Regions from separate parts of the Homo sapiens genome. Here regions 1, 2, 4, 5 and 6 are each linked to region 3. The links are chromatin loops, found by intact Hi-C in ENCODE. Cell type or tissue: HCT116. All regions are shown on one strand. Region 1 overlaps UHMK1 (U2AF homology motif kinase 1). Region 2 overlaps NOS1AP (nitric oxide synthase 1 adaptor protein). Region 3 has its middle 13 kb from the start of NOS1AP. Region 4 overlaps NOS1AP (nitric oxide synthase 1 adaptor protein). Region 5 overlaps NOS1AP (nitric oxide synthase 1 adaptor protein). Region 6 has its middle 11 kb from the start of C1orf226.

What was found. Hi-C counts contacts between places; a loop is a spot of excess contacts. Peaks named below come from ENCODE experiments on the same cell type or tissue, not always from the same donor. Only the 100,000 strongest peaks of a DNase experiment are listed, where the experiment ranks them.
Region 1: a loop joins it to region 3, with 4 times the contacts of the local background. A loop is called at or near these places in 20 of 110 quality-filtered maps.
Region 2: a loop joins it to region 3, with 2.7 times the contacts of the local background. A loop is called at or near these places in 17 of 110 quality-filtered maps.
Region 4: it touches region 3 in a loop (14-fold over the local background); 92 of 110 quality-filtered maps call a loop at or near these places.
Region 5: a loop joins it to region 3, with 4 times the contacts of the local background. A loop is called at or near these places in 7 of 110 quality-filtered maps.
Region 6: it touches region 3 in a loop (7-fold over the local background); 98 of 110 quality-filtered maps call a loop at or near these places.

The regions. Positions count from the first base shown.
Region 1 is chr1:162,506,587-162,511,586 of GRCh38, forward strand. The region is part of intron 4 of UHMK1 (U2AF homology motif kinase 1); the gene reads left to right. Among named protein-coding and RNA genes, the nearest start is that of UHMK1, 11 kb to the left of the region's middle. In HCT116, a CTCF peak has its summit at 2,605; no DNase peak of the experiment used is centred here.
Region 2 is chr1:162,227,952-162,232,951 of GRCh38, forward strand. The region is part of intron 2 of NOS1AP (nitric oxide synthase 1 adaptor protein); the gene reads left to right. Among named protein-coding and RNA genes, the nearest start is that of MIR4654, 73 kb to the left of the region's middle. In HCT116, a CTCF peak has its summit at 2,456 (motif pointing left); a DNase peak (open chromatin) is centred at 2,330.
Region 3 is chr1:162,053,843-162,058,842 of GRCh38, forward strand. No RefSeq gene overlaps it. Among named protein-coding and RNA genes, the nearest start is that of NOS1AP, 13 kb to the right of the region's middle. RefSeq lists an enhancer at 2,135-2,649. In HCT116, a CTCF peak has its summit at 2,319 (motif pointing right); DNase peaks (open chromatin) are centred at 1,519 and 2,329; H3K27ac peaks cover 696 bases.
Region 4 is chr1:162,274,764-162,279,763 of GRCh38, forward strand. All of the region lies in intron 2 of NOS1AP (nitric oxide synthase 1 adaptor protein), which reads left to right. Among named protein-coding and RNA genes, the nearest start is that of MIR556, 65 kb to the right of the region's middle. In HCT116, a CTCF peak has its summit at 1,950 (motif pointing left); a DNase peak (open chromatin) is centred at 1,958.
Region 5 is chr1:162,355,529-162,360,528 of GRCh38, forward strand. NOS1AP (nitric oxide synthase 1 adaptor protein) reads left to right here. Exons shown (of 10, transcript NM_014697.3): 8 at 1,432-1,608. Among named protein-coding and RNA genes, the nearest start is that of MIR556, 15 kb to the left of the region's middle. RefSeq lists a silencer at 2,219-2,441. In HCT116, CTCF peaks have their summits at 2,321 and 2,521; a DNase peak (open chromatin) is centred at 2,363.
Region 6 is chr1:162,389,882-162,394,881 of GRCh38, forward strand. No RefSeq gene overlaps it. Among named protein-coding and RNA genes, the nearest start is that of C1orf226, 11 kb to the left of the region's middle. RefSeq lists a silencer at 2,018-2,312. In HCT116, a CTCF peak has its summit at 2,420 (motif pointing left); a DNase peak (open chromatin) is centred at 2,390.

The DNA of each region.
Region 1 (5,000 bases), 450 kb after region 3:
CTATATATTACTGCATGTGTTTCTGTTGAAAGTTTGATGACTCAGTAATTGCCTTTTCATTAAAAGTCGCTTGGTCTTCCAGCCTGGCCAAGGTGGTGAAACCCCGTCTCTACTAAAAATACAAAAAAAGTAGCCGGGCCTGGTGGCACGTGCCTATAATCCTAGCTACTCAGGAGGCTGAGGCAGAGAATTGCTTGAACCTGGGAGGTGGAGGTTGCAGTGAGCTAAGATCGTGCCACTGCAATTCAGCCTGGGCTACAGAGGGAGACTCTGTCTCAAGAAAAAAAAAAGAGTCACTTGGTCTTCTTGTCTAGATGCCCAGAGGATTTTAACTTTTTCTTCCATGTATAGTAATTTTATCAAAATATATTTTGATTTTGATTGTTCTGGGTCAATATTCTCAGAAATACGGTATGTCTCTTAAATTACAGTTTTTAAATATTTTTTCTGTTCTTTTTGGTTTTCACTTTCATGTCCTCCTCGTCTACATACGTTTGATTTTCTTTGCCTTATATTCAATGTTGCCATTTTTTCCTTTCTTTTTTTTTTTTGAGACGGAGTTTTTGCTCGTTGCCCAGGTTGGAGTACAGTGGCATGATCTCGGCTCACTGCAACCTCTGTCCCCTGGGTTCAAGCAATTCTCCCACATCAGCCTCCCAAGTAGCTAGGATTACAGGCTACTGCCACCATGCCTGGCTAATTTCTATATTTTTAGTAGAGACAGGGTTTCACCATATTGGCCAGGCTGGTCTTGAACTCCTGATCTCGTGATCCGCCTGCCTTGGCCTCCGAAAGTGCTGGGATTACAGGCGTGAGCCACAACGCCCAGCTGCCATTTTATCTTGATTCTATATTATCTCTTTTTCCTTTCTTTTTTTAAGAGACGAGGTCCCACCATGTGCCAGGCTGGTCTTGAACTCAAGTGACCTTCCAGCCTCAGTTTCCCAAAATGCTGGGATTACAGGCATAAGCCACCACCCCCAACCCATTCTTTCTTTTTTTTTTTCTTTTTTTTTGTGATACGGAGTCTCACTCTGTCGCCCAGGCTGAAGTGCAGTGGCGTGATCTCGGCTCACTGCAAGCTCCGCCTCCCGGGTTCACGCCATTCTCCTACCTCAGCCTCCCGAGTAGCTGGGACTACAGGCACCCGCTACCACACCCAGCTAATTTTGTGTATTTTTAGTAGAGACAGGGTTTCACCATGTTAGTCAGGATGGTCTCGATCTCCTGAACTCGTGATCCGCCTGCTTCGGCCTCCCCAAATGTTGTGATTACAGGCATGAGCCACCGTGCCCCGCCTCTTTTTTATTTTTAAAAATATCCTCCTTTTTGCCTACTCTTTAAGACATTATTTGTTATGTTTATTCATCCTTGTATCTCTTATAGTGTAATTTTATTTTATGAAATGATTTTTAAAATGTCTAATTCTTTCCTGAGTTCTATTACCTTATTTTTGTGATTTTCAATTTTTTTTCTGTTGCTCTTTCACATCTTATATCGTTTTTTAAAAATGTCTAGCTCATTTGAGTTTTTTGCAGGGGGAGGAGAAGACAAAGTCTCACTCTGTCACCCAGGCTGGAGTGCAGTGGCACAGTGCTCACTGCAACCTCCGCCTCTCAGGTTTTAGCGTTCCTCCCTCCTCACCCTCCTGAGTAGGTGGGCTTACAGGCGGATGCTGCCAGGCCCAACTAATTTTCATGTTTTTAGTAGAGACAAGGTTTCACCATGTTGGCCAGGCTAGTCTGGAACTCCTGACCTCAAGTGATCTGCTTGCCTCAGCCTCCCAAAGTGCTGGGATTATGAGCGTGAGCCACCACGCCTGGCCATTTAGCTCATTTTGAAATGGTAGGCTCACACCCATAATCCCAGCACTTTGGGAGGTTGAGGTGAGCAGACCACTTGAGGTCAGGAGTTCCAGACTAGCATGGCCAACATGGTGAAATCCCGTCTCTACTAAAAACACAATTTAGCTGGGCCTAGCAGCATCTGCCTGTAATCCCAGGTACTCTGGAGGCTGAGGCAGGAGGATCGATTGAATCCTGGAGGCGGAGGTTGCAGTGAGCCAAGATTGCACCACTGCACTTCAGCCTGAGTGACAGAGCAGGACTCTGTCTTCAAAAAAAAAAAAGTAGATTATAATGGTCATATCTTTCTGGCATACATTATCTGAGATTTATCATTTTGCAGTTTTTTTTTTGTACAATAGATACTTTTCTTTCTCTTCTTTTCTTTTCTTTCAAGGCAGGGTCTCACTCTGTGACCCAGGCTAGAGTGCCATGGTGTGATCACAGCTCACTGCAGCTTTAAGCAATCCTCCCACCTTAGCCTCCAAAGTAGCTGGGACCACAGGCATACACCACCATGCCTGGTTTATTTTTTTTGTAGACAAAGTCACACTATGATGCCCAGGCTGGTTTTGAACTCCTGGGCTCAAGTAATCCTCCTGCCTTTGCCTTCCAAAGTGCTGGGATTACAGGCGTGAGCCACCACGCACAGTCAGTTATAATCCTTTTTATGTTGCCCATTTTTATGTGAAAATTATTTTCCTAAACTTAAAGAAAATATACTTGGGATAACTTTTCTTATATAGGGCTCCCTCTTCTGTTGTTTTGTATAATATTCCCCAAAAAGTGGCTTTTTTCAGAGATCTCCTGGCTCTTCTCTTCTGCTTTTTTCTGGTGCCTCTCTCTCTCCCCTCATCCTGCTCAATTTGGATTGTGTTCCCAAGATTTCTTCTCACTGTGGGACTTTGCACTGAAAGAAAGCTTTGGCTGGTTAGTTTTAAGAGGTCTTAGTGTCTAGATTACTCCAACCTCTTATGATTTTACAAAGAACTGCTTGTATTCACTTAGTATTAGAATGTATAACCCCTTATAGTTTCAGCTGCTTTTCTCCAGCATCTTGCTGTGCAGTCCAGTGAGTACCTTTTGGCTGTTTGGGTTTATTTTTTTTCTGGTTCATCAGATCAATTGTAGCTTTCCTCTGCCTTCTTACACATAGATGCCAATATAGTGCAAATCTTACAACTATTGATAGTTTGGCACTATAGGTTTTTTTTCGTATGTGTGTGTGTATGATGGAGTCACACTCTGTTGCCCAGGCTGGAGTGCAGTGGCACGATCTCGGCTCACTGCAACCTCCGCCTCCCAGGTTCAAGTGATTCTCCTGCCTCAGCCTCCCCAAATAGCTGGGACTACAGGTGCACAGCACCATGCCTGGCTAATTTTTTGTATTTTTTAGTAGAGACGGGATTTCACCATGTTGGCCAGGCTGGTCTCAAACTCCTGACCTGAAGTGGTCCACCCACCTCTGCCTCCCAAATTGCTGGGATTACAGGCGTGAGCCACCACGCCTGGCCTAGTTTTTGTTTTTTAAGTGGCTTATTTTTACTTTATAAATGCTTACTTACAATAAGGAAATAATGGTCTTTTTATGCCACAAACACTTCAGTAGCTATATAGAGATACATTAATTTTATTAGACTATAACAGCATCTCGGTCTTCTTTTTTTAATGACATAAAATTGTATGTATCATGTACAACGTGTTTTAAAGTATATATACATAATGGAATGATTAAATCTAGTTAATGAACAAATGCATTATTTTACATAGTTATTTTTTGTGATGAGAGTGCTTAACATTCACTCCCTATGTTTTTCAAGAATCCAATATATCATCATTAACTAGAATCACCATGTTGTGCAGTAGATCTCTTGAACTTATTCTTTCTATCTAACTGTAATTAGGCATCTTTTGGCTTTGGCCAATGTCTCCCCAAACTCCTCTCTCCTCTAACGCCCCCACCCAGCCTCTGGTAACACCATTCTTCTCTCTACTTCTGTGACATCAACACTTTTTAGAATTCACATATGAGTGAGATCATGCTGTATTTGTCTTTCTGGACCTGGCTTATTATAACACTTAACATGATGCCCTACAGGTTCATCTGTGTTGAAAATGACAGGATTTGCTCCTTTCAGTGGCTGAATAGTATTCCATTGTGTATATATATATCATATTTTCTTTTTTTACTCATCTGTGTTTTTTGTTTTTTTTTTACTTTTTACACATCTGTTTTTTAATTTTTTTTTTAAGCTAACATGCAAGAAATGAACACTTATCTGTTAATAGATACTTAGGTTGATTCCATATCTTGTATATTGTGAATAGTGCTGCAACAAACGTGGGCCTACAGGTATCTCTTCATCATACTGATTTCATTTCCTTTGGATATATACCCAGTAGTGGGATTGCTGGTAGTTCTTTTTTAAAAATTTTTTTTAAGGGGCCTCCATACTACTTTCCATAATGGCTTTACTAATTTATATTCCCACCAACAATGTGTACGGATTCCCTTTTCTTTATGTCTTTTGTCTGTTTGATGATAGCTATTGTAATAGGTATGAGGTGATACCTCATTGTGGTTTTGGTTTTTCATTTTCCTGTTGATTAGCGATATTGAGCATTTCTCATATACTGTTGGCTATTTTTATGTGTTCTTTTGAGAAATGTTTGTTCAGGTCTTTTGCCCATTTTTTAATTGGGCTATTTGTTTCCTTGCTATAAAGTTATTTGAGCTCTTTTTTTCTTTTTTCTTTTTCTTTTTTTTTTTTTTTTTTTGAGACAGGGTCTCGTTCTGTTGCCAAGGTTGTAGTGCAGTGGTGTAAACATGGCTCACTGCAGCCTTGAATTCATAGGGTCAAGTGATCCTGGAACTACAGATGCATGCCACCACACCAGCTAATTTTTAAATTTTTTTGTAGAGAGAGGATCTTGCCATGTTGCCCAGGCTGGTCTCGGACTCCTGGGCTCAAGCAGTCCTCCCACCTCTGCCTCCCAAAGTTCTGGGATTACAGATGTGAGCTACCACACCCAGCCAAATTGAGTTCCTTATATATCTTGTATATTACTCCCCTAGCAGATGTATAGTTGGTAAATATTTTCTCCCATTCTGTAAGTTGTCTCTTCACCCTGTTCATTGTTTCCTTGGCTGTGCAG
Region 2 (5,000 bases), 170 kb after region 3:
AAGACAGGAGCGTTTCTCAAATAAAAATAGAAGGTTGTTAAATAATAGGCCAATATGAAAAGATCCAATTGGAAATATCTGAAATGAAAAATATAGGACTGAGGCAGGGAGCAAGTAATGAAGTCAACAGTCGAAGAGATCAACATAGCTGAAGAGATCATGAATTGAAGAGCAGAAGTGAGGAAGCACGGAGAGATAAAGGGCTGGAAAGTTTGAAGGAGAAAAGGCTTAGAGGTTAGATTGAGAAGCTCTGATATACCATCATAATTTTTTTCTTGAGTTTCTTCTGATTTTGTCAGACTAGTTTGTATTATACTAATCCTTCCACTGTGAATACCAGAAAAGCGTATATATGTTTACTGTGAGTGTAAATAGAAATAATATAACTCTCCTTGGAGAATACCGTGGCATTGATGCCTAGAAAGGCCAGAATGGTGGAGATGAAGGAAATGAAGAGAAATGTGCCATCAGATGCCACTTTTCCCTCCAGGTATTTGCCAGTTTGTAAGTGGCAGCAAAGAAGCTAAATTAGGTGCCAGAGCTTTCAACAGTCTCTCAGAACTGAGGAGACAGAATAGGAGTTCAAGACTCGCCAAGGAGGAGGGGCCTGGTGAACCCCCTAGGCTTTCAGTTTGGACCCCCAGAAGGTTTCTCTCAGGAGTAAGGGCAAGCTGGCAATAGACCAGCGCCCAGCAAGGCTGACACTTACCTTCTAACTCGCTCAAATGGATCAAGGTTCCTTTTCTCTACCCCGGCTGCCTGCCAAAAGCAAACAAGTACTCTCTGGAGGAAGATAACATCGTTCAGACCCTCAAATTAACGCTATCATTTTTCAAATACAATGTCTGGCAGTCAATAAAACATTACCAAATGCTTAAGATGGTAAAACCAAATGATGGTAAAACAAGAGAAAAAAAATACACAGGAGAATTAGAATTGCACAGGACCTTCTTAACTTGCAGTCATATTGGACATAGACTTTTAAATAACTGTAATTAATACATTGAAATAAATAGATAATAAGATGGAGAAATTTGCCAGAGAACTAGAGTCTCTTAAAATAAACTAAATGGAAATTCTGGAACTAAAATTTTCCTGGGAGCAGGTAATATCTTAATCCTGTGTTCAATGTGGAAGTTGGGATGAAGTTGGAGTCTGGGGCCATGATCCTAACAGGTGAAATAGAGCTGACTGGCTCTTTAGGACTGTTCTAGTAATGTGCTGCTTGGCTGTGGCTCGGGAAGGAGGCAGAGGCAAGCATGAGAATAGGAACCAGGCCTGTGCAGCATGCAGATATAATATCTAGGATTGCTCCTGAGAACACAACTCTTGGTTAGTAAGATACTGGTTAGATGTCTGTAGGGGAGAGAGGAAACCCTGGAGTAAGAAAAAGCCCTGAGGAGGACAGAATGTTGCAAAAACTTCTTTTTGTTTTCTTTACATGTTTTCCTATGGCCAATTAGGGTACCCAGAATGGTATGTCTGCCTCTTTTATTTTTAATTATTTGCTTATTTTATATTTTTAAATATTACATTATAGTGAATTGTATCATCCTTTATTTTTATTTGCTGGGTTGTTAGGTGCTTGAAGCCTGAGTTTCTGTTTCACCTGTTCCTGTTTATTTTCTCTGTGTTACTTTTTCTTTTTCAAATTCTCAACCACCCTCTGTCCCACACCCAGCATATTGCCCTCACGTGATAGGAGCTAAGTACATAAATGTTTGTTGAATGAATGGTAGAAGACATAGCCCTTGATTGACTTATGAGTTTCAGTTCTTAATGTGCTCCCTGAATGATAATCCCAGGGTGGTAGTAATACAATGAAAAACATACATTTCTGTTTTTAGGGAACTGAAAATAGAGGAGGAGGGGAGCTAGAACCTGAGAAGAACAGTGGGAAATGCAAGACGTGTCTCAACTGCTCAAAGCCTTGTGACACTTCTTCAGCAACTTTTTTCATTACTAATGGTATCCAATACAGAAATCATACCTGTAATTTGAATGGAAAATCTAGTATGAAGAATTATTAACTAGTAAATGAAAATCAACTGCTAAGATGGGTAAAAAGAACTTTAAAGAATACAAGAGAAGCAGCCTGTGTCCCTAGGGCTGAGTGAGAGTGTCCAAGGAAGAATAAACTAGGAAGGGATCCCCCAAAGCTGAGACTCAGATCTCCTTGCAGAGTTAGTGGCTGGGGCCCACTGGATGGTAGAGAAGTCACTGGAGCACCACAGGACAGGGCTGGTAAGCAGGAAGCTGTCCACTGGGGCGCCAGCAAAACCGGACGGAGGGGTGTATGCTGCTGGGTCTCCCATATCCCATTGGCCAGGAAGTTGCCTGCTGTGCCATAGAAGTAAGAACAAAAGCACTAGAACCAGGAAGAGAAGCTTTTCCTTTCAGCACCCTCTACTGACAGGACCCAATGTTGTGCCAGCTGGCAATGGGGAAATGTTCAGAGCAGCTCAGTCCAATAGAAATATAATGCAAGCCACATATGTAATTTCAGAATTTCTACTAGTCACATTAAAAAGCTAAAAAGAATCTGGTGATACTAATTTTTAAATTTGGGTAAGATATAACATAAAATTTACCATCTTCACCATTTTTCAAGGTACAGTTCAGTAGTTGTGCAAACCAAACTTCGAAACTTTTTCATCTTGCAGATCTGAAACTCTACACCCATTAAACAACAACTTCCCTTTCTTCTTTCCCTGCAACACCAGTTAACCACGATTCTCATTATTTCAATGAATTTTATTACTCTGGGTATCTCATATAAGTGGAATTATGCAGTATTTGTTTTTTTGTAATGGGCTTATTTCACTTAGCATAATGTCCTCAAGGTTCATCTTTGTTGTAGCAGGTGTCGAATTTCCTCCTTTTAAAGGCTAATATTTCATTGTATGTAGGTAGCATATTTTGTGTATACATTCATATGTCAATGGATTGGCTGGGTTGCTTTTACCTTTTGGCTATTGTGAATAATGCTGCTGTGAACATAGGTGTACAAATATCTCTTTAAGACCCCGCTTTCAGTTATTCTGGATATATACCCAGAAGTAGAATTGCTGGATCATATAGTAATTCTATTTTCAATTTTTTGAGAAACCACTATTTTCCATAGCAAATGCATCATTTTACATTTCCACCAACAGTGTACATGGGTTCCAGTTTCTCCACATCCTTGCCAACACTTGGTCTTTTCTGATTTTTAATAGTGAGCATCCTAATGGATGTAAAGTGGCATCTCCTTATAGTTTTGATTTATATTTCCCTAATGATTAGTGATGTTGAGCAGCTTTTCATATGCCTCCTGGCCATTTGGGTGTCTTCTTTGAAGAAATGTCTACTCAAGTCTTCTGCCCATTTTAAAATTGGCTTATTTGGCTTTTGTGTTGTTGAGCTGTACTTCTTATATAGTCTGGACATTAACCCTTTATCAGATACATGATTTGGAAACATTTTCTTCTGTTCAGTGTGATGTCTTTTTACTCTGTTGTGTCTTTTGCACAGGCGTTTTACATTTTAATGCAGTCCAATGTATTTATTTATGTTTTTGTTGCCTTAATTTTAATAATATATTTTATTTAACCCAATATATTTAAAATATTCAATATGTCATCAACATACAATTATTGATATTTTATGTTTTTGCACTAATGTACAGTTAGTACAAACTGTACTGTCATACTGGCCACATTTCAAGTGCTCAGTAGCTATATATGACCAGTGACTACAGGGTTCCTCTCCAGTATCAGAAAGCAGGGCAAAGCAGGAGAGACTTGGAGCTGAGAGATGATAAATTGATAACTGGCACAGGATTATAGTAATTATGTGGCCACATATGGAGCATTACATATAATTAAAAGCCATGTTCTAAAAAGTTACGAAAATTTTAGGAAAAGGCTTATGTGAAGTTCAAACAGAAACCACCTATGTATTGAAAAAGAAAGGAAATACACTGAAATCTTAGCAATGGTTATCTTTGGGAATTAGTATTGGGCTGTTTTGGTTTCTTCTTCCTACATTTATGTATTTTCAAAGTTGGTTTAATGAGCACACACAGTTTATCCACATAAAGTTTATGCTCTTGTAGCACAGAGGTATCCTTTGTAACTCTAAGCAGTGGAGCTTATTAGAAGTCTAGGCCCCTAAGCTTCAATTTGGTCGCAATTTGAGAGAGAAATAGGTACCTTGGAAAATGGGATTGACTCCAGTTAATTGTGCAAACCTGGGTTTGTAAAGTGCAAAGATCTTGCCATTCTGAGTTTGAAAGGTCATGACTGGGAGTCCTCGAGGTGGCAGAAAACCTAATCCCTCTGAATTTATGGGACAAGGGAAGGTGGTTTATTCAGTTTCTGTTAAAAGCTGCTTGTTAATGGCTGTGATTGGAATACTTGACATTGTTCACTTCCTTTTTTCCTCTTGGGGATCAGAGAATTAAAAGGCTGTTATTGGAATTGATTTATTTTGCCACTTTTATGTAGAACATTTTATCTTCCCTGCTCTGTCATACAAAGTGGAAGTTCTTTCTTTTCCTCAGGGAAGCTGAAGAGTGTTGTGATCTTCTTTTGTGCTTAGAGTGTGTGTGTGTGTGTGTGTCTAAGTGTGTGTGTGTGTGTTGCAGATGCGGTCTGCTGACACAGCTACAAGACAGCTTGCCCATTCTGTGGGATTCTCTCTTGTGCTTTGATTCTGCTAACCTGCCTCAATTTTATGCTGGTTTGGCTTACCAAGGGTGAAAGTACATGAGACCAACCCCAAATCTGAATATTAAAAAAATTTTAAAGCAAATAGTTATTTGCTTTATTATGTACCTATTATGTACCTATTATGTACCTTTATTATGCACTCTATTATGTAATAGACACTGATTTAAGTCCTTGTCATAAATGAACTCATCTAATCCTCATAATAACCCTATGATACATAGGTATGGTTGTTTCTCCCATTTCATATACAGGAAACTAACACACAGAGGTTTAGTAACTTGCTGAAGG
Region 3 (5,000 bases):
GCCATTTGGCTGAATGCAGAGGATCCAGGAGAGGTGACAAGGAGGGCCTAGGGGATGGTGGAGCCACAGGATAGAAGGAGCCTGGATGCTGAGTTGCCACTTTAGGAGAGAGCTGCCAAGGAGAGCAGCTTGACCAGGAATGTCTGAATCTGTGACTTGCCATTATGCTTTGCTGTGCCTGGAAGTGTGTGAAGAAACAGAATCTTCAAATTTATGTGAGACAATATCAAAGACTTGGAACCAACCCAAATGCCCATCAATGATAGACTGGATAAAGAAAATGTGGCACATATACACAATGGAATACTATGCAGCCATAAAAAAGGATGAGTTCATGTCCTTTGCAGGGACACAGATGAAGCTGGAAACCATCATTCTCAGCAAACTAACACAAGAACAGAAAACCAAACACTGCATGTTCTCACTCATAAGTGGGAGCTGAACAATGAGAACACATGGACACAGGGAGGACATCACACACCGGGCGGGGCCTGTCGGGGTGTGGGGTGGGAGAGGAGGAGGGATAGCATTAGGACAAATACCTAATGTAGATGACAGGTTGATGGGTGCAGCAAACTGCCATGGCACATGTATACCTATGTAACAAACCTGCACGTTCTGTACATGTGCCCCAGAACTTAAAGTATAATTTTAAAATATTTAAAAAAATTTATGTGAGAAATAAACTTTTATTGTGCTAAGTTACTGAGATTAGGGATTATTTGTGACAGAAGCTGGGGTTAATAACCCTGACTGATACAACCATCTTCCTTAGAGTGAGGATGAGGAAGAAAAAGACAGTAGAGGGTCAGGGAGAGGACGGCCCCCATTGGCCACATATATAAGAACAACACATAGAACTATGAACTAGAAACCCAAGTGCCTAGAATCCCATACTTCACAAATGGAATCAGCATCTCTATTTGTCCTGCCTAAAAATACAGTATTTAAATCTAATAGTTATCAAGTTGCATTTTGCTGGCAGTGCAGGAGACTTAGAGACAAATGAGACAGAGTTGCTTAAGTCTTTTGTGGCAGCACAGTCCCTGCCAAACAGAAACACTGGATAAATATTTGTCGAATTGGATAGTTGGAGTCAGATATGAAACAAAATGTAACACAAGGTAAGTGTCTACACAGGGCTATGGGAATAGACAATAGAACAATTAATTTTGCTTGCATAGAGTATGTGTGAGTGGTTAGTAAAGGCCCCAGTGTCTAGATGTCTTTTACAGAACAAAGATGCAGACAGCCCTGGGTTCCTTATAGCTCTTAGCAATGAAGCTGATGGCTTGGGCTCACCCCCTGTCACTGCTGCTCTGAGAACTCCCAGGCCTTCCTGACTCCTCCACCCGTGGTCCCCCCCATCTAGATCACCCTTTGTTGGTTCCTTTCCTCCTTCCCGTGCACATTCCTGTAGTACTCTCACACTTCCCTTCCCAGCACCTCTAGGGAGGCCAGGGCTTCAGGACACCACCAGGGAGATATTCTTGCCCATTTCTTGTTTACTATGAGTCAGCCCCGACTCACCACCCAGGGCTGTGCATCCTGAACATAGGTTTTTCCAGCCTTTGATGAGAAGGCAGTGCTGTGGCTCTCCTATGACCAAGAGAGAAGCCAGCACCTGGTTATCCATGGAGTTACCTTACCTCACCACCTTTCCTTTCTGCTCACACCTTTCAAGTTTAGGTTCTGGAGAGGTTCTCAGGGGAGTAGGCACATGGCCTGGGCCTACGGGCTTCTTGGTTCTCACAGGGGTCCAGGCTCTAGTTCTAGTCTATGCTTTCTTTTCTTTTCTTTTCTTTTTTTTTTTTTTTTGAGATGGAGTCTTGCTCTGTTGCCCAGGCTGGAGTGCAGTGGTGTGATCTTGGCTCACTGCAACCTCCACTCCTGGGTTAAAGCAATTCTCCTGCCTCAACCTCCTGAGTAGCTGGGATTACAGGCGCATGCTGCCTGCCTGGTTAATTTTTGTATTTTTTTTTTTTTTTACTAGAGATGGGGGTTTCACCATATTGGCCAGGCTGGTCTCGATCTCCTGACCTTGTGATCCGCCTGCCTCAGCCTTCCAAAGTGCTGGGATTACAGGCGTGAGCCACAGCGCCCGGCCTCTAGTCTATGCTTTTGAGGGCATTAGGGGAAGTTTGTGTTTCAAATATATTTTGATATTCTTAAACATGTTTCATGATCTTTAAAATAAAAAGATGAATCCAATGTGTTCTGTAAAATGGGGGTGGAGGTGGATCTGAGGGTTCATTTCTCAGGCTGCATCTAGATCTTTTAGGAGGGCACCACTACTCAGTTCTGCCTCTTGAGGGCACCAGAGACTGTTTTGCCATCCACAGAACAGCAGGGAACTAGGCAGCCATCAGCTGAGTGACCCATGAACAGGCGATGTTTGGCCAGCCAGGGGAGCCCTGCTTGGGGGCCATAGCCTTGCAGAGCTCTGCCAGGTTAGTGGGATGATGACGGGACCCAGAAACCTGAGCTATGGCTTCAGCTCTGCTCTCAGCTAGCTGTGTGCCTTTCAAAAGCCATTTAACTTCCCCGGGCTTCAGCTTCCTCCCATGTATTAAAAGTAATGGCCAAAACCTCAATTATCTTTGCACCAACCCAAAAAAAGGCCAGGGGTAGAAAGAGCTGACCCAGATGGCTTCTTCTATATTTAGGGCTTTGAATTGCCCTAAATCATGGAAAAACTGGAAATGATAGAACGGCATAGATTCTTATTTCCTGGAGCCTTTGAAAGTGTTCCGGTCCTGAGCCCTGACCTCGACATGACCAGAAATTGGTTATGGCAAGATGGCTGGGAGCAGGGGGCAGGTGCTGACAAAGAGTAAATGAAGAAAATGAGGCTCAGGAGATAAATCAGAGTGGAAATGTCACAAGCTCTCCCTAATTTAGAATCATAACTGATGCTAGGAAAAGGACCTGAGAAAGATTGCATAACCTTTTTGTAACTATCCTCTGCCTGTCCAAGCTGTGTATGAAATAATAGCTATGAAACACAATACAAGCTAAGGGGGCTTTGGTAGCACTCAATAGCCCTGTTGAGATGTGGGTGGGTGTCTCAATAGTATTCCGAGTCACAAATGAACTTTCCTTGACATTTCATTTCCATACCTGAATTGTACATAATATTTTGGTTCACACCAACTCACTGAGGTAGGAAGACAAAATGCATGTCTATAGCATTAATCTTGGAAAAATGAATCATTCATTCATTCATGAGTCAACTAACGAAAGAAAGAGCAAGCGCCGAGTGGGAGAGTCTTGGCTGTGAGGGTAGTAAAGGCAATTCTGATTCAGGCACAACTCTTAGGAGTGGAAGTCTTTGGCCCCCGAGCAGAGAGAACTTGGTTGCAGGTCAGTGGGGTGTATTTCACTGTCCCAGATGGCACTTGTATGTAGGTTAAACTCAGAATCCAAAGTGTTGCTAAAGGACTGTATGGAGAATATGTGGGGAATGGGAGCAAACGGTAGTCTTATATGTTGTGAATGCCAGAGGATAGATAGAGACAGCAGGGGATGTTCTGAATGCTGAAAAAACCACGTTACCATTCAGTTGGGGGCGACATCAAAATTCTGCTCCTTGCCTTGTAGGGATGTCAGGTGGGATATGGGTCAGTAAAGCAAGATAGAAGTCTGGGGAGTAATAGTGCTTAGAGAGGCATCAAGGTAGTGGGATCCCTAAAAGGCTTTTTGAGAGGGAGTTGCCATTCCAAATTCAAGAACTTGACACTTTCCCTAGGGAGCCATAAGGAAAGCAAAGTACCTTTTCTTTGATCTTGCTTTGTAGACATGTCTTCTTTCAGAAAGTCCCTCCTATCAAGGGAGCCACAGGTAGATAGGGGTACAGTGGAGAGGGTTATAAAAGTCAAGGACTAAAGAGAAGGAATACACAGAAGGCGTGGGGTGAGCATGGAGGGTGGCTTGCCTTCAGACCTGGCTCCAGTGCTTATACCTATGTGATCTCGGAAAAACCCTATAATCTTCCCCAGCCTCAGTTTCCTCTTCTGCACTATGGGAGCCATACTTGTACCTCTCTCAGAAGGTTCTCATAAGGATTAGGTGAAATATAAACAAATATAAACAAAAGGCTTTTTAAAACTATACGGCATGGACTGAAAATAAACTATTATTATTATGAAAGGCAGAGGCGGTAGGTGCATACCAGAATGCCAGGATTATTACTTTTCACACATGGTGGTGTTTTGGGGACCCCTGCAGCCTTGCTAAAACTACTTCTACTGGGTGACTGCAGGTGTTAGCAAATTAAGTTTTTAAAAGGGCTCAAGAGCACCTGTGTGCGGGCTGAATCCTTGCATTATGACTTGGCAGCCTGGTAGGGCATGCTGGTCTCTGGAAATCACCTTTTGTAGTAGGCTGGGAGGGGACCTGGGGGTACCCACAAATTATCTGCTAGTTCTCCACTTTACGCAGGAGATCTACTTCTACCTCATCGTGGTAACCTACAACTTACATGACAGCTAGCCATGGTGACCAGAAACTTTATTGTTTTGTAACCCAGTAGGCCATGAATGCCTCCCTGGTGTGCCAAGAAATTGCATATACCATAGTTGTAGAGCCAGGTAATACAGGCATGCATAGGTTTGGACACAGGGCCTAGGAGGAGAAATCCTGGGCACCAGCCAATGTAATGTATTCCCAAAACACATCTTTGAAAGGCTGGATGGACCTTCTTGTCTCAACGCACCACTAATGCCACCATGGCATGCATCTGATAATAACAGATATCAACTGAGAGCTTACAACATGCCAGAAACTGTGCTGTTTTACATGCATAATCTCATTGTTTTAAAACTTTTTTATTGTAAAATATACATAACAAAATTTATCTTAACCATTTTTAAGTGTACAGTTTAATGGCATTGAGTACATTTGCAACGTTGCATGGCCGTTACCACTATTCATTTCCACAACTTTTTCATCATCCCAAACAGAAACTCTGTACCTATTAAACTATAACTCCCCATTTCCCC
Region 4 (5,000 bases), 220 kb after region 3:
TCACCTGTCTCAATTCCTCCTGTTAGACAAAAACACTGAACCAACTACCAAAACTTGTTGGTTTCTTTACATGTGTTTATTTGCTTTCAATATATCCCCTTTAATCAAGTGTCCATTTGAGTCATTTGCCCATTTTTTACTTCGGGTGTTGTCTACAGCTGTTGAGATTTGAGAGTTCTTTATATGAATGTATTCTGGATACAAATCTTTTGTCAGGTGTCCTATTTGCAAGCATTTTTTCCCAGTCTATTACTTGTCTTTTCATTCACTTAAAACTGGCTTCCACGGAGCAAGTTTAATTTTATGAAGTTCAATTAATCAGTTTTTTATTTTTTATGGATCATGCTTTTGGTATCATATGTAGAAGTTCTATATAAACCCAGGTCACAAAGTTTTTTGTTGTCGTTGTTGTTTCTGTTTTGTTTTTTGTTTTTGATACGGAGTCTCACTCTGTCACCCAGGCTGGAGTGCAGTTGTACGATCTTGGCTCTGCAACCTCTGCCTCCTGGGTTCCAGCGATTCTCTTGCCTCAGCCTCCTGAGTAGCTGGGACTATAGGCATGCTCCATCACACCCGGCTAATTTTTGTATTTTTAATAGAGATGGGGTTTCACCATGTTGGCCAGGCTGGTCTTGAACTCCTGACCTCAGGTGATCTGCCTACCATTTTCTTCTAAAAGTTTTATAGTTTTACACTTAAGCCTGTGATGCACTTTGAATTATTTCTGGCATAAGGTATGAGGTTTATTTTCATGTTCATTTTGGTTTTTTGCCTGATCTGGTCACATCTCACTCTCAGTAGTTCATTCTCTTTCCCTGTCAAGTTTGACTTTAGATTTCCATCATAGTTGGAGGGGGAAACCTGCCTCACATCACAGATTGTTTTTCCTATGGGAAAATAATCCCAGGATTAGGATTTTGCAGTTTGTAGTGGGGGCTTCTTCCCATTTTCATCCTCGTTTCTGAATAGTCACCTTGCTCTGCTTTGGATCCATGTTCAAATCTCATCTGTCTTCGGGGGCCCTCCCACGCATTTCAGTCTCTATCCAGTAGACTCCTTCCTGCACTCTGGATGTCACAGTGGTTGTGCTTGGTAATGCCACATGCTTTAATAGAGCGGAGACAGAAAATTCAGAGGGAACTCAAATGAGGTAAGGCAGGAGTTGGCAAACCATGGCTCATGGATCAACTCTGGCCCACTGAGCGCCTTTATAAATAAAGCTTTATTGGAACATAGCTGCACTCATTTATCTCTGTATTGTCTATGGCTGTTTTTGTGCTGGAGCAAGAGAGTTGCATAGTTGCAACAAAGATCACATAGCTCTCAGAACATAAAATATTTACCACTTTATCTTTTACAGAAAAAAATTTACTGACCCTCGGAGTCAAGGCTGGTACTGGGGATGAGTTGGGTTATGGCACTTTGCTATGGTGAAAACAGTCCTGCAGAAAACAGTGCTCTTCCTACATAAACCATCCTGGCATCTCTTCACCCAAGTTCATTTGTTGTCATAGAAATTTGGACGACGTAATGTCTGGTGCAGCTTTGGAGTTACCTATGGTGATGGGCTGGAAGAGAAGATGAGATGGAATAGAGATCATGTGGTGCATCAGTCAGTCCCAGTGAAGAACGGGGAGACGCAGGGAATCAGGAGTGACTTGATGACCAGCACTGACTTCTTAGTTTCTATGGTCTGCTAAACCTCACTCTACTTTAGTGGACCTCAGTCTTAGCTGCTCATGAGAATCACCTGGGTAGCTTAAAAAAAAAAAAAAAAGCCCAATGTCCAGGCTGCACTCTAGACCAATTACATCAAAACTTCTGGGGGTGGGATCCAGACACCAGTATTTTTTAAGTTTCCCAGTTGGCTCTAGTTTACAGCCCAGGCTGGGAACCATGGTTCCACTTTACAATCCCATAACCCCGAGGAAATATTGCCACCTACTGACAGTAGATAATTATTATGCCTTGAAAGAAGTCAATAACTTCAGATTCCCCTCCATTCTGGGAACTTGTGTATTGGTTACTGTATTTATATCATTTATGTATGAGAGTTGTATGTTAGAGTTTGATTTGGGGCCATCTTAAGGTGGTTGTTCCTGAGAAACACCTCATGTCTCAATTTTTATGTAACTCAGAATATTGACATATATAATTGGTAGGAATCATTGAATGTTAGCACTGAAAGAAACCTTAGAGATGGTTAGTTCACAAAGCTGACATATCCAAATACCTTTTGGACTTACATACTGTGGTTCTGGCTCCTTGCTTCTCAAAGTGTGGTCTGTGGACCAGTAGTGTCAGCATCATCTGAGACTACGCTAGAAATAAAGAACCCTTGGCTCTCCCCAGACCTGCAGAATGGCCTATAAATTAACAAGGTCCCTGAGTGATTTATATGGACCTTCAAGTTTGAGAAGCACCAGTTTAGAGAATCATATAAGTGGAATCTTCTGGGTGTAGCTTCCAGTTTTATTGTAAGAAACTACTTTTCAAAGAGAGCTGCCAGTATTCTGTTAGAGGCTGAATGATTGCTCGACAGAGACAACACTGTGACTTCGAGAGCCCTCCAAATTCTGATTTTATTATTTTCCTCCTCCTTCTCAAATAGTTTCTTCAGTATCTCTCAAGAATTACCTTCTTCATCATACCTTTCATTATACCACGAATATTCACTGGGGCCATCAGTTCTGCCTACTGTAGTTTCTCTCTTCCCAGCCACCTTACATCTGGAACTTGTATTATCCTAATGGATGAATGCAAGCACAGGTTTTCCAAATTTACCCTTATCTCTTGCTCATCATGTTAGAAAGTCTAAGCTCACCCTAAGCGTACTATGGGGAAATTCAACGGGTAGAAGACTTGGGAGAGCATAGGAAAAGCAGTCCCACATGAATGGCTGTGTGACCCCCACATCCTGTCTAGCTCCTATTACCTGATTCTCCAGTGCAAGATAGACTTTTTCAATGTATAACACATTCTTGTGTTCACCTGTGCTGGCATTGGTGAAAACATTGCTACCTTTTCCAGGCAAGGGATTTAGGGACCACTTCCTTATTCTGCTTCTCAGTCTATATAGTGATTTCATCCAGATATTTTCTTTATTCTTACTATGCAGTGCTTGATACATGTCTCTAGTCTTTCCTAGATTTCTCATTTACAGTGTCTCTTCTTCCTGATTCCTTAGTGCTGTTGCCAAGATTATGTTCAGGATTTGCACCTCTATTTTTCACTCTTTTTAAAACCCTTAAGCACCCTCCTACTTTCTATGCAAAACTATAGTAACTTCTTTTCCATTTTAGAACTTTCCCCATCTGTCTGCATCCTTTCTGCCTTCCATCCTCTTCCCTTGCTTCTGGGATTGACCTGGCCTCACCAAATGCCTTCATTTCTATGTTGGTATACATTTGCCCCACCTTCCTCAAGTGTGCCTGCCCATCTAACTCTTCCTACAAGAGCTATGAAGGTTCATATCACATTGAGTCATGTTTAGAGCTGGGAAGGTGTAATCTAACCCAATACCCTGGCTTCACAGAAGGGAAGAATTATACCCTTCTGTAGGGTAGGTGGCTTGCTCAAGGTCACGTAGCTAAGAATGTGAATACTTGCTGTGAAATAGCATTACTATTCAGTGTAGCTTCTTTGACTTCATAATACTTCATGCAAATTGTTTAACCTAACTTCACAAGGTAAGTGTGGGATGTGTGTGGCAGATAGTGAGAGGTGCTGGGAGGTTTATTAAACATGATTGATTACCTTCTTTTCAAGAGAGGTAAATTGAGCCCTAGAAAGACAAAAGGATTCATCATTTGTCTCATACCCACTTTTGGTCTGAGGCAGAAAACCGTAAATCCTTGATTCATGACTCTTCTAAATACTAGGAAACGTTTACTCCTTCTACGTGTGTGTGTGTGTGTGTGTGTGTGTGTGTGTGTGTGTGTGTGTGTGTAGATATGAATCATACTGTGGTAACAGTGTTATCTCTGCCCCACTCCTCTGCAAGACTATTTATTGCTGCATAATGGATGTGTATATTTTGGGGTACATGTGATAATTTGATACATTCATATAGATTGTAACGATCAAATCAGGGTGACTGGGACATTCATCACCTTAAATAAGTACCTTTGCTTTCTGCCAGGAACGTTGTTTAATGTCTCTAGTCTTCCTACTTACATCATATATTAACCATTTAGAGGAGTTTAGAGGACAGTCTAGGCTAGATATTAGTGGAGAATGATAGAATTGACCGGAGTAGGGTTTATACTGTTGTATTTTTATCTTGCCATCCACCTCTGTCTCTTTTTTTACTTAAAGAAGAGAAGATTCTAATACTTGTTTTTAACATGCTGTGAGAGATATAGAGAAGAAAGCAGCTGAAAGCAGCAGATGATTGTTAGTACTGGTACTCATCTTGCTTCATAAATCAGCCCTTCAGGCCCCTTAATCATTTAGGTTGTTGTTCAGCTACCCGTGACCTGTCAGCATGCTCCTGGTCAGAGAAAAGTGATGGCTGTATTCCCGGGGCTATCTCGTCTCCTCTCTACAGGGAGCAACCGCCACTTGGAGCTCCCCTGAGTACACAGTCCGAGATTGCTTGCACTTGAGGCTGCCGCTGCCTTCCATGCCAGGGCCTGTTTGACTTGCCCTATGCCATCATGCTGGTCTCCTGACACTGTGGAAATGCAGCCTCCTCACAGAACATCTGTGTGTGCATGAACCGCTCTTCCACCTTCTCAACGTTCCAAACAGCAACGAGCTTGAATATTTCCTGCCCCAAAGCCCTCCTTAAGTTCAGAAGGTCTCTTTACCATGTTTTTCTGTCCTCACTGGTATTTCATACCCTTCCCACGTTATTGACATGTGTCCCTGGGTGTGGAATGTTCCTGGTCCTGTGAAGTTAATTTCCAATATGTTCTTATTTCTCTTCTTGCTTTCTGTTATAAAATGGGGTTTGTGTGCTCATGAGACAGCTCATTAACCATGTATTGAATGAATGG
Region 5 (5,000 bases), 300 kb after region 3:
AGATGCTGCTGCAGGCCAGGATGCTGTGGAGCTGATTCCTGACACACATCGCCCTCCCCAAATCCCACCAATATTTGGTCTCCTACTCCCTGGCACCCTCTTCCCTTAACAGCATCTCATCTTTGCACAGTATTTTGCAAGGCTCACTCTGGCACACACACACACAGACTCCCCTGTGACTTAGCTAGTAGAGCAAAGTCAGTTTGGGCCCGCTCTGCCTGCAGTAGCGGTGGTATACCGTTGGTAATTCCTGTGGATAGCACTTTGGAGTCTGGAAGTTGGCCCACTGGATGTCAGAAACTGAGAGACCACCTTAGTCTTCATCAGCTCTAACCTAACATCATATAGGTGAGATGACTGTGGCATCTGGGGGTTCCTAATGTGATCCAATTAAGAAACTAAGAACTTGAGATCAAATTCCAACCTGAAGCCAAAGCTAATTAAAAATGTTTTAAACCCAGAAGCAAAATTACTGACCAATAGCTCTACCCTTAGATTCCCAGGCGGTTTATATCAGGGCACCTCTCTCTCTTTAACATTCATATCTTATCTCACATGGAGGTTTGGAGGGCAGTTCAGTTCTAAACTAGCTGCCTGACGTTTCCTTTGGAACCAGTTTATCCTCTACAAGTGGAAACAGCCCTGTGTCACTGGGGGCCTTCCTTGTGTATGTCTGAAGAAGTCCCCACAGCAGAACTGCCAGAAACAAAATGTCTTTCCCTGCCATGGAATTCTATGAATCGTAGAAGCCATCTTGGTAAAAATGTCCACAGGAGAGGGAGACAGAAGGAAAGGAGGGAAGGACACAGGAACTTCTTTCATCTAAGAGGATCTCTCCAGATCATTATATATTTTAGGATCCAAACTTCTTTGCCGATGGTTCTCACCAGAGGCAGTGGAGGGCAGGAGGTAGCCCCCTCACATGGCCCCTTCCTCCAGGACCCAGCTCCACGCTTCTCCCAACAAGGGAGAAGGAACATCTCAGACCCTGGAGGAGGGAGCCCTAAGGACACAGCAGAGTAGAGGATTGAAGCTGGGTCCTTCCTGTTATCATGGTAGGGTGGATGGAAGCTACGTTTTCCTAAAATAGATTCTTCTAAGTCTAGAACCTCAAGGAACTCAGTGACAGGGTATCATTGGAAGTGGTGGGCAAGAGATGGAGCAGTATCAGCCATCAGTCTCCCATCGGGGTCAGTTACCGAGGTGTCCCCCTAGTCCCCCTACGATTTTCTGACTGTGTGGTATCAGCCCAGGCAGCTACACCATTTCCTTTCTGGGCCTCTACTCCCATTTCCATTGAAGATATAGTGCTGTCAGCTTATGGGTTGTAAGTGTGCCAATTTGCTCCTCCTGAGTGCATGCCAAAGAGAGGGAGGCCCCTCAAGATGGCTCCTGCCACATGTCATGTCCTGTCTTCTCCTTCTCCTCCAGGTTTCGCACCCCCAGGAGCCCATGCTGACAGCCTCACCCAGGATGCTGCTCCCTTCTTCTTCCTCGAAGCCTCCAGGCCTGGGCACAGAGACACCGCTGTCCACTCACCACCAGATGCAGCTCCTCCAGCAGCTCCTCCAGCAGCAGCAGCAGCAGACACAAGTGGCTGTGGCCCAGGTTCTCCTCAGCCTCCTCCCTACTTCGCAGGCTCCACTCTCATGGGCTTGATGCACCTTCCCTAGCGAGGGGCTCAGGGCAGGTTTAAAATCTAGGGAGTCATAAGGAATCGCTCATGCTATTGGATCATTGCTTGTTGGGGAGTGGGGGCAGCGGGAGGGGGATAGATGGGGGATGCAGTTGAAATGGAGAGGCACATTTTGGTTTCCCATGTATCCCCTGCTCTGAGCTGGGCTTGGCTGGCTTGGCTGAATGTTGTTAATGACTTGAACTGACCAAGGGAAAAGATGCACACAATTCCACCCTTCCTTTCCTGCCTTACTTTCCTGATATTTGGGGTGGAAAGTGATGCCTTTGGAGTCAGAACAGTTGTGGCTTTATGATACCACTCTTAAAACAGCTTAAAGTATGAATTTGTGCCAAACACTGTTGTAAAAAGATTACTACCCTAGCATCCCAGTCTCCGTGTCTATAACAGGTTTCCCAGCCTTCATTACGATCTACTTATTCCAGGCAGTATTTGATTGGAATTCATTATTGTAGGATTTAACTTACAGGAATTTAGGTGTATTATTTGAGCCATAATGAAAAGAATTGGCTTAGATCTCAGAATCAAGGTGGTGTTTGTACCCCAAAAAACTTGTTCGGGGGCTGCTACATTATAGGGGAGGGTGAGCTGATTTCCCTTGCTGCTTTCAGCAGGGATTCTTCTTGTTTGCTTTCTATAGAGGGCGCTGTAGTCCACATCTTTCTTGGGAAGTCTGAGCTCCCTCTCTACCACCAGCACTCAGGGAATGGTGAAGACATTCATTCATACCCAAGGCTGAATCCTGAGGCGAGAGGCAGGGTCAGGGCCTGATGAGTGCATGAAGATCTTAGGAGACGGGGCAGTTGGGGCTTGGAAGAATTGGTAAAGGATCTGGAAAGGCAGCCTGCATCAACATTCTAAATCTGCTTGACCAGACTGTTGACCACTTAGGTTTTCTGCATTCTAGAATGGCGGGGAGCAGACTTCTCCAGGGAGCACTTATTGCTCTCTGTTATGTCTTCTGCTTACTCTTGTCCTGGCTCTTGAGTGGACTGAATCATCCAGCCAGAGATATCCTTTCCACCTTTCCACCTTGAGGAGGCATCCGGCGTCCTGGCCATAACAGGATCTGCTATGACTCAGGGTTTGAAGAAGACCTTCTTGTAACACGGTCTCTCCTGACCTGGGCCTGAGATGCAAGGCTCATGGATGACTTTTGCAGCCAGGTTTCAGGAGAGTAGAGTCAATGGGACACAGCTCTCAAGTTATCGGAGTCTTTTTAAAAAGTCTTACCATGAAACAAAAGGATATCTCGTGATGCTAGGAGGATTTGCAGGTGTTCCCAAAACAGCAACAGAGAGGGGGAATGTCATTAATGGCTTCTTATATTTGGAGAAAAAAAATCATTTCTCTTTGTCAAATAAAAGAATCCATCTCCTGTAGTTAATGATGGCACAGCAGTCTGAGAATCCCCTCCCTAGTGTGACAGTTGACAGGAGCACAAAGACTAAGCACTGCAGCACGGGTCCATTCTCAGACTCATTTCATTTCCACAAGTTTCCCATTGAATACAGAACATAATACTTTTATTTTGCAGCGTATCAATTGCCAAGTAATTATTATTTATCTAAGAGTGGGCTTGATGCATATTCATGATATGATTTTATCAGGGAGGCATTTGAATTCGAAGTCACTGCTAAGTACTAGAGAGAAACTATTTGCAAATGTGTAATCCACACAATAGTGTTGTGGCGGTGGAAGGAAGCATTCAATCTCCAAAGCAACAAGACATGTAACTTATCACAGGTCTACTACAGTCAGGATGAAACCTTAAGAGTAGTTTTCTGGTATAGAATCAATTGTCAGTCTCCATGGGAAATCCTGCCCTGGCCCTGTTTTAATTGTGTCTCTCCTAGAAGACAATGAATCTAGGGGAAGGAAAGGGTGTGGTATTAGAGATTTGCTTCATGAGCCTCTCTCGGTTCCACATGTCCACAGGCTGAGCACCCTTAGCCTCTCACTCACTTGGAATCTGTTGAATATAGTTGCCCTGCTTGACTCTCAATACAAGCAGTGTGGTGATCAAAAGGCCACCATACTGCATCTGTGTCCCACATTTGTGAGATGACTTTAGGGAGAGTCTTAGGCTTCCAAAATCATCAGATAGGACGTTGGGGTCATCTGATAGGTTCTTGAACATACTCCTGTACCTCTGTCTGCCATGCCCATCTGTCTCTGACTACCTTCTTTCTGTTCGCATCTTGCTTTTGCTGTCCAGGACCACAGCAGGGATATTGTACATTTCAGCTGGCTTTCAGCTCTCCTGTCCTGCAGACGGATTCGGTCCTAAACTGACCTTCAGTTAGAGGTTTCTCCGCACACTGTTCATTCTTCCACTTTCTTTGTAGTGTTTAATTCAAGGGCTTTTTTACTAGTGTCTATATCCTTGGGTAAAAACAATTACGTAAGATGTAGCTGGATTAATAGGTGGGTCTTCTTGGCATCTTTCACACATTTGAAATAGACCAAGTATAGCAAGCTTGGTTTCTCTACGCGGGGGGGGGCTGATTTCAGTTTCCAGCACGAGGTCAGCTCTTACTTGTTCTGTCAGACTCTATTGCCACCAAACTGCAAGGCTTCTGTCTGTCTTTATTAAACTACCAGCAGTCCCCAGAATTCCAGTGAGTAAAACTATGACCTCAGCCTTTCAGGTGGGAATAGTTTCCTTCTCTCGGAGAGCATCCAAATCCTCCTATGTTGTTCCTGGATAAAAATCTAAGGATAAAGACAGTTTCTTGCAGACAAGTGTACCCTTGATGTCACTTGTTGCACTATTTATGTCGTCCCCCCCCCACCACCCCCATTTCTTCCCACAGACTAGTCTAGTTCTGCTGTTGCCATGGGGACCAGGCTTAGGTTTCCTTCACAGTGTCCTGATTTGGTCTAAGACCGCAAGACCTCTCCCAGCCTCACCCTAAATTGGTTCTGAGCTGGTCTCAAAGGGGCCCGCCCTGACCTTAAAGGTATATGGGCAAAGGTGGTATTCAACCAACTCTTAAGTATTTCCGGGTTAGACCTCAGTGGGTAAGTAGTGAATACCCAAGTCCCTCTGACCGCTCTTCCGACCCAGCATGAGGCTTGCCTGGCTGCACTAGCTTCCTGCTTTTAGGTGGACCAGAAGTTCAAGGGTGTGAATGAGAGTATAGCTAAGCCTCGAAGCGAAGCTGGGATGTAGCTGGCACCTGCATGGCCATGGGCTGGGCCGACATAGTCTCAGAACTGATCTGGGCACTGTGGCTGATTGGCAAGTGTTAAGTAGGCCAGGTCTATTCACAGTTTGCCAATTCCCAGCCTTTTTCCTGAG
Region 6 (5,000 bases), 340 kb after region 3:
AATGGATGGATCCCCCTTGCTGGATAGGAAAGCTCAAGACAAGCGGGGACTGCCCCTGTTGTTTTGCCTTCCCATAATCTCCTGGTACTTGGTAAATTCTGTTGCAGCCAGCCTCCCTTGTTCAGCTTAAATCCTGGGTCCTATGTGTCAGGAAGTCTTTGCAGCTGACCTGGCAAGTAGTCTTTAGACCTGGCCAATGTGTGACATTTCTAGGAACTGGGCCTCCCGGAGAGGCTGTGTAAGCCATCTAGGAAGCGATTTCACGTGTAAGAAAGCTAGAGGGGGAGGTGGGGGTGGCAGTCTTGTCCATGCCTCTCCCTACCCCACCCCCTTAATCATCAGTCATCGACTGTGTAGGTGGCACATGCTGTGACCTGGCCAGGAGGCTTGCTAAGACGCATGTGGGGGAGGTGTCAGGTGGGTTCTCCGCACTCTGGATTATTTGTGGCCGGCCTGCCTGCCTAGCTGGCGGCGACTGCCACTGCTGCCTCTGTGCTGTACTTCCCTCAGAGCCCCAGCCTGCTCCGAATTGCTTCCATGCCTGTGTTTAAGATGGTCCATCTGCCCGGGTCACGTTTCTACCTTCCCGTCCCTTTCCTCTGACTTCACTAGGCTATGTTAATTCATCTTTCACATTTCCACTCAGGCATCCCTTCCTCCAGGTGGCTTCCCGGACACCACCCCACCCCTTCTCTGCGTTCCCGTAGCATCCTATGTGTTCCTCCATCACGGTACTCTCCATGTGTCATAGAAAGTCGCTTCATCCTCATGCTTCTCTCCCCCAGGTCTCTGAGCTCAGGGGCAGGGACCATGCCATCTTCATCCCTGACTCCTCGGTTCCCAGCACAGTGTCTGGCATATTGCAGGAGCTCGATAAAGATGCACTTTGAATGGAACTAAACTCAGGAAACCTGCAGTTGAATTTGTGTGGAACAGACTAGACAGGCTCTGGGGTAGACCAGCAGGACTCTTTCAGCCCCTCTTCCTCAGGATCTCTATCCGCAGGCAGCCTCTGTACATGATCATCAACTCCACAGAGAAGGATTGAGGGTGGCCATTTTCGAAGTGGAAAGTGATTAATGGGCCAATGTGAAGCTCATTTATCTGCAGCCGGAGCCTTCATTAACTCTGTTCCTTGGACAGATGCCACCTTGCCACGGAGCTGGTAGAAGCAAGCACTTATATCCAGCATAATGCAAGAAGGGCTGTGCTTCAGTGCCAGGCACCTGCCTACCTCTGGGAGCTGCCTACAGGGCTCTGAGTTCCAATTCTTAACATTCTACTTCACTGTGTTAGGCTTGACTGTTAATTGGTGCTTTATCATTCTCTGAAGCTTCTATATACTCCAGGAATTGTGTTAATCAATTTATACACATGGTCTCATTTGTTTTTCTCATAGCCCTCCAAGGGAGGTCTTACTAAGCCCATTTTCCAGATACGGATGTTATTCTATTGTGCTTAAAGAGATTCACACACACGATCTCATGAATCCTATCTTGTGAGGGAGGTATTTCAGCCCCATGTTAGGAAGAGGTAAACTGAGACTGAGATGATGTCTAAGCCAATTCCCTGGGTCTTACAACTGAGAGGCAGAACTCTCTGGGAAGACCTAAGTCTTCAGGCCTGAGGAACAGCCACCCTCCCCTACTTCTCTATCTCCATCGCGCCAGTCTGATAAATAATTCCAGGAAACGTTCATGGCTCAGAAACATCTTTTTGAGTTAGATCTTCTCCAAGGAGTAATACAGTTTCATTAAACACTGCATATTCACATGGGATGGGAATTTAAAGACCCATTCCACAGTCCCCTCATTTTACAAAAGAGGAAACAACAAAGACTGCATTGTTAACATGTTAACCTGGGCTGGCGTCATCTCAGTGAAGCTCCACAGTAACTTTATGTGGTAAGTCATTATCCTCATTTTCTAGATGAAGCTGACCAGAGGCTTAGGGAGTCTTAGCAATTTGCCCATAGTCACTCTACCAGTAAGTGACAGAGCTAACAATAGTACCTCCTGAAAACATTCGTTCTTAAGGGTGTCGGTAAGAGCCTTCTCTGAATTGCAAGAATTTCGCCCTGCAGTAGGAGTGGCAAGAGCACCTATTACATCTCACATTGCAAACTCAGGGAAGCCTGGCTTAGAAACTAATCCTGTTATCGACACTGGAGATTAAGCATTCAATGGGGAAGTGAGTACTGTTTGGAGAATACTTGCTAAAGAAATATTTCAGGTCTAATAGCTACCATGGTACTCAGCAGGGCTTTACAAAAAAAGAGAGAGAGAAAGAAAAGGAAGGAAGGAAGGAAGGAAGGAAGGAAGGAAGGAAGGAAGGAAGGAAGGAAGGAAGGAAAGAAAGGAAAATAAAACCCTCAAGCAGTACTAGTTTTCTTGATGGCTGTCTGGCCTCTTGTGGCTGGCATCAGGTATTGCAGTTTCTGGTAACTGAAAGGAAGACTTCCATGACAAAACTAATAGTAATTTATGAGATAAATATTGTCTCCATTTTAGAGAGGCTTGTATCTTTCCTAAGATCACTTAACAAATATCATTTCAAGGGCAAAATAAAAGAGAGGACAGTTCTTAATTAGAAATTCCAGTAGGAGGGAAAAAATAGAAGAAATCTTTGAAAAATGAATGAGAATTCTCATTCATTCATTCATTCATTCATTCTATTCATTTAAATAGTAATAAAAGTAAAGAAAGATTAAAATCCCAAGAGCAAAATGGCCTATAAGGTTTCATATTTGATAGAGAAGAAAAAACTCACTATTAGACACATCACAGTGAAATTTAAGATCATGAAGACAGGCCATTTTTCAACTTTCCACGAAAAAGTTCAGCAGTGAAGGAGGATCAGATTGACATTAGACATCTCAGTAAGAAACCTACACATAAAGTGCTAGCAACTTAATATGTTTTATATCACTGAAGGAAAATAACTTTAAACCTACAATTCTATATTTAGCTCAACTATCATTTAAATTAATCTAAAATTAAAAAGACCGCAAAAGGTTTACCACTCAAAGACCATCTTTGATGAGAACACTTAAAATCTGCTCTCATAGCAATTTTCAAATATGCAAAATACTTTTGCAGAAAATATTCTGCCAAGAAGAGAAACTCAGGAGAGTGCTATGTGTTTTTTAAATTTACAAGAAGGATGACTAATTGACTCAGTAAAGTATACTGTTATTTAAATGATAAAGGACCCAAAAGAGTAAATAACAATTAAAATTTTAGATAATTTCAGAAAATCTGATGGGATTGGTGATGGTGACAGAAGAGAAATGAGAGCATGTTAAATTATAACAATTGATATATTTACAATGTTATAGAGAAAAATAAAAATACAGGGCCTAATAAGTTATGGGTAAACACTAAATTTTTTTAATAGAGCTTTCAAATTAACAGAGATAAATTTGATCTATTCAATGGAAAGCAGAAAAGGAGAAAAAAAGGAAAAAATGTATAGCAAATGGAAAGAATGTATAAGATGGCGGTATAAATTCCAATAGAACAAATTATAATAAACATGTGTTTTGAACTCACCAAACAAAAGGAGAGAATCTTAAATTGGAAAAAAAAAAAAGATCCAGCAATATTGTGTCCACAGAAGACAGAGATAAAAGGTGTAAAAACTTGAAAATGAAAGGACAGAAAATTACATACTAGGAAAGTATGAATAAAAGTTGAGATAGCAATTTTAATATGATGTAAAATATAAATAAAGGCAAAACTAATGAGAGACAAGGAGGAATACTTTATAAAATAAAGGAAATGAAGATGATAAAATAGTAATAAAAATATATACACATAAAAATATTAAAAAACAGTTAAAATAAAAATGGTAAAATAACAAAAACTAGTTAATATACTAACTATTATAATCAGAAAGTTAAATACTATTATATATAGAATTAAAAGATTTATCTTTCTCTGACGCTGATAGATCAAATAGATAAAATATGCAAATCTATGAAAATATTTGTTTTATATAATCTATAATCTTGAATACATTTGGGGAAGAGGTAAAGAGAACAAGCTTTAAAATGAATAGAAAGAGTAATTCAAACAAATGAAATATTCACAGAATGTTCACATATACCAGGTCAGCAAGGAAGCCTCAGAAATTGAAGTCAGGCTGTTATCCAACCTTAACGTGATATAGTTTGAAATCTATACTAAAATAACTAAAAATGTATGTTTGAAAACAATTATGAACTACTAAATAGTTTTTGGATTAAAGAAGATACTTTTACAAGAATTAAAAATACTTTGACCTAAACTGCAATAACCACTATTTGTGTTAAAATTTATGGGATACAGCTAAAATAGTACTTTGAGCTAAATTCATAACTATAAATATATTTATTAGAAAATAATAAGTATTGAAAACAAGTCAGATAAGCCCCCCTAAAATGAGGCTGGAAATCAAATAAATAGAGAATAACAATTTAAAAGCAGTAACAAAAAAGATGAACAAAACCAAAAGCTGGCTTTGAAAAGACTAATAAGATAGATAAAATCAATAAATATAAAAGAGTAAGATCCAAATAGACACAGTGTGAGAAAGGAGATGTTGCTACAGTCACAAGAAAGCATTAAAATAATGCAAGAATATTACAAACTATCTGCCAATAATTGTGAAAACAGACAAAATTGACACATTTCTAGAAAAACAAAAAAAGACAAAATTGGCAAAATATTTTAACAAATCAAAAAGTATTAATATTTAAATAGTAATTGAAGATGCCCCCCCACTCCACCCCACCCCACCCCACCAGAGTCTCAAACTCAGTTTTATAAGAAAGTACTGTACTAAAAAATGTCAAGGAACAGATAAGTTTATTTTTATTTATTTATTTACTATATATATATTTTTTGAGATAGGGTCTCACTCTGTCACCCAGGCTGGAGTGCCCTGACATGATCTTGGCTCACTGCAACCTCCACCTCCCGGGTTCAAGCGATTCTCCCACCTCATCCTCCTAAGTAGCT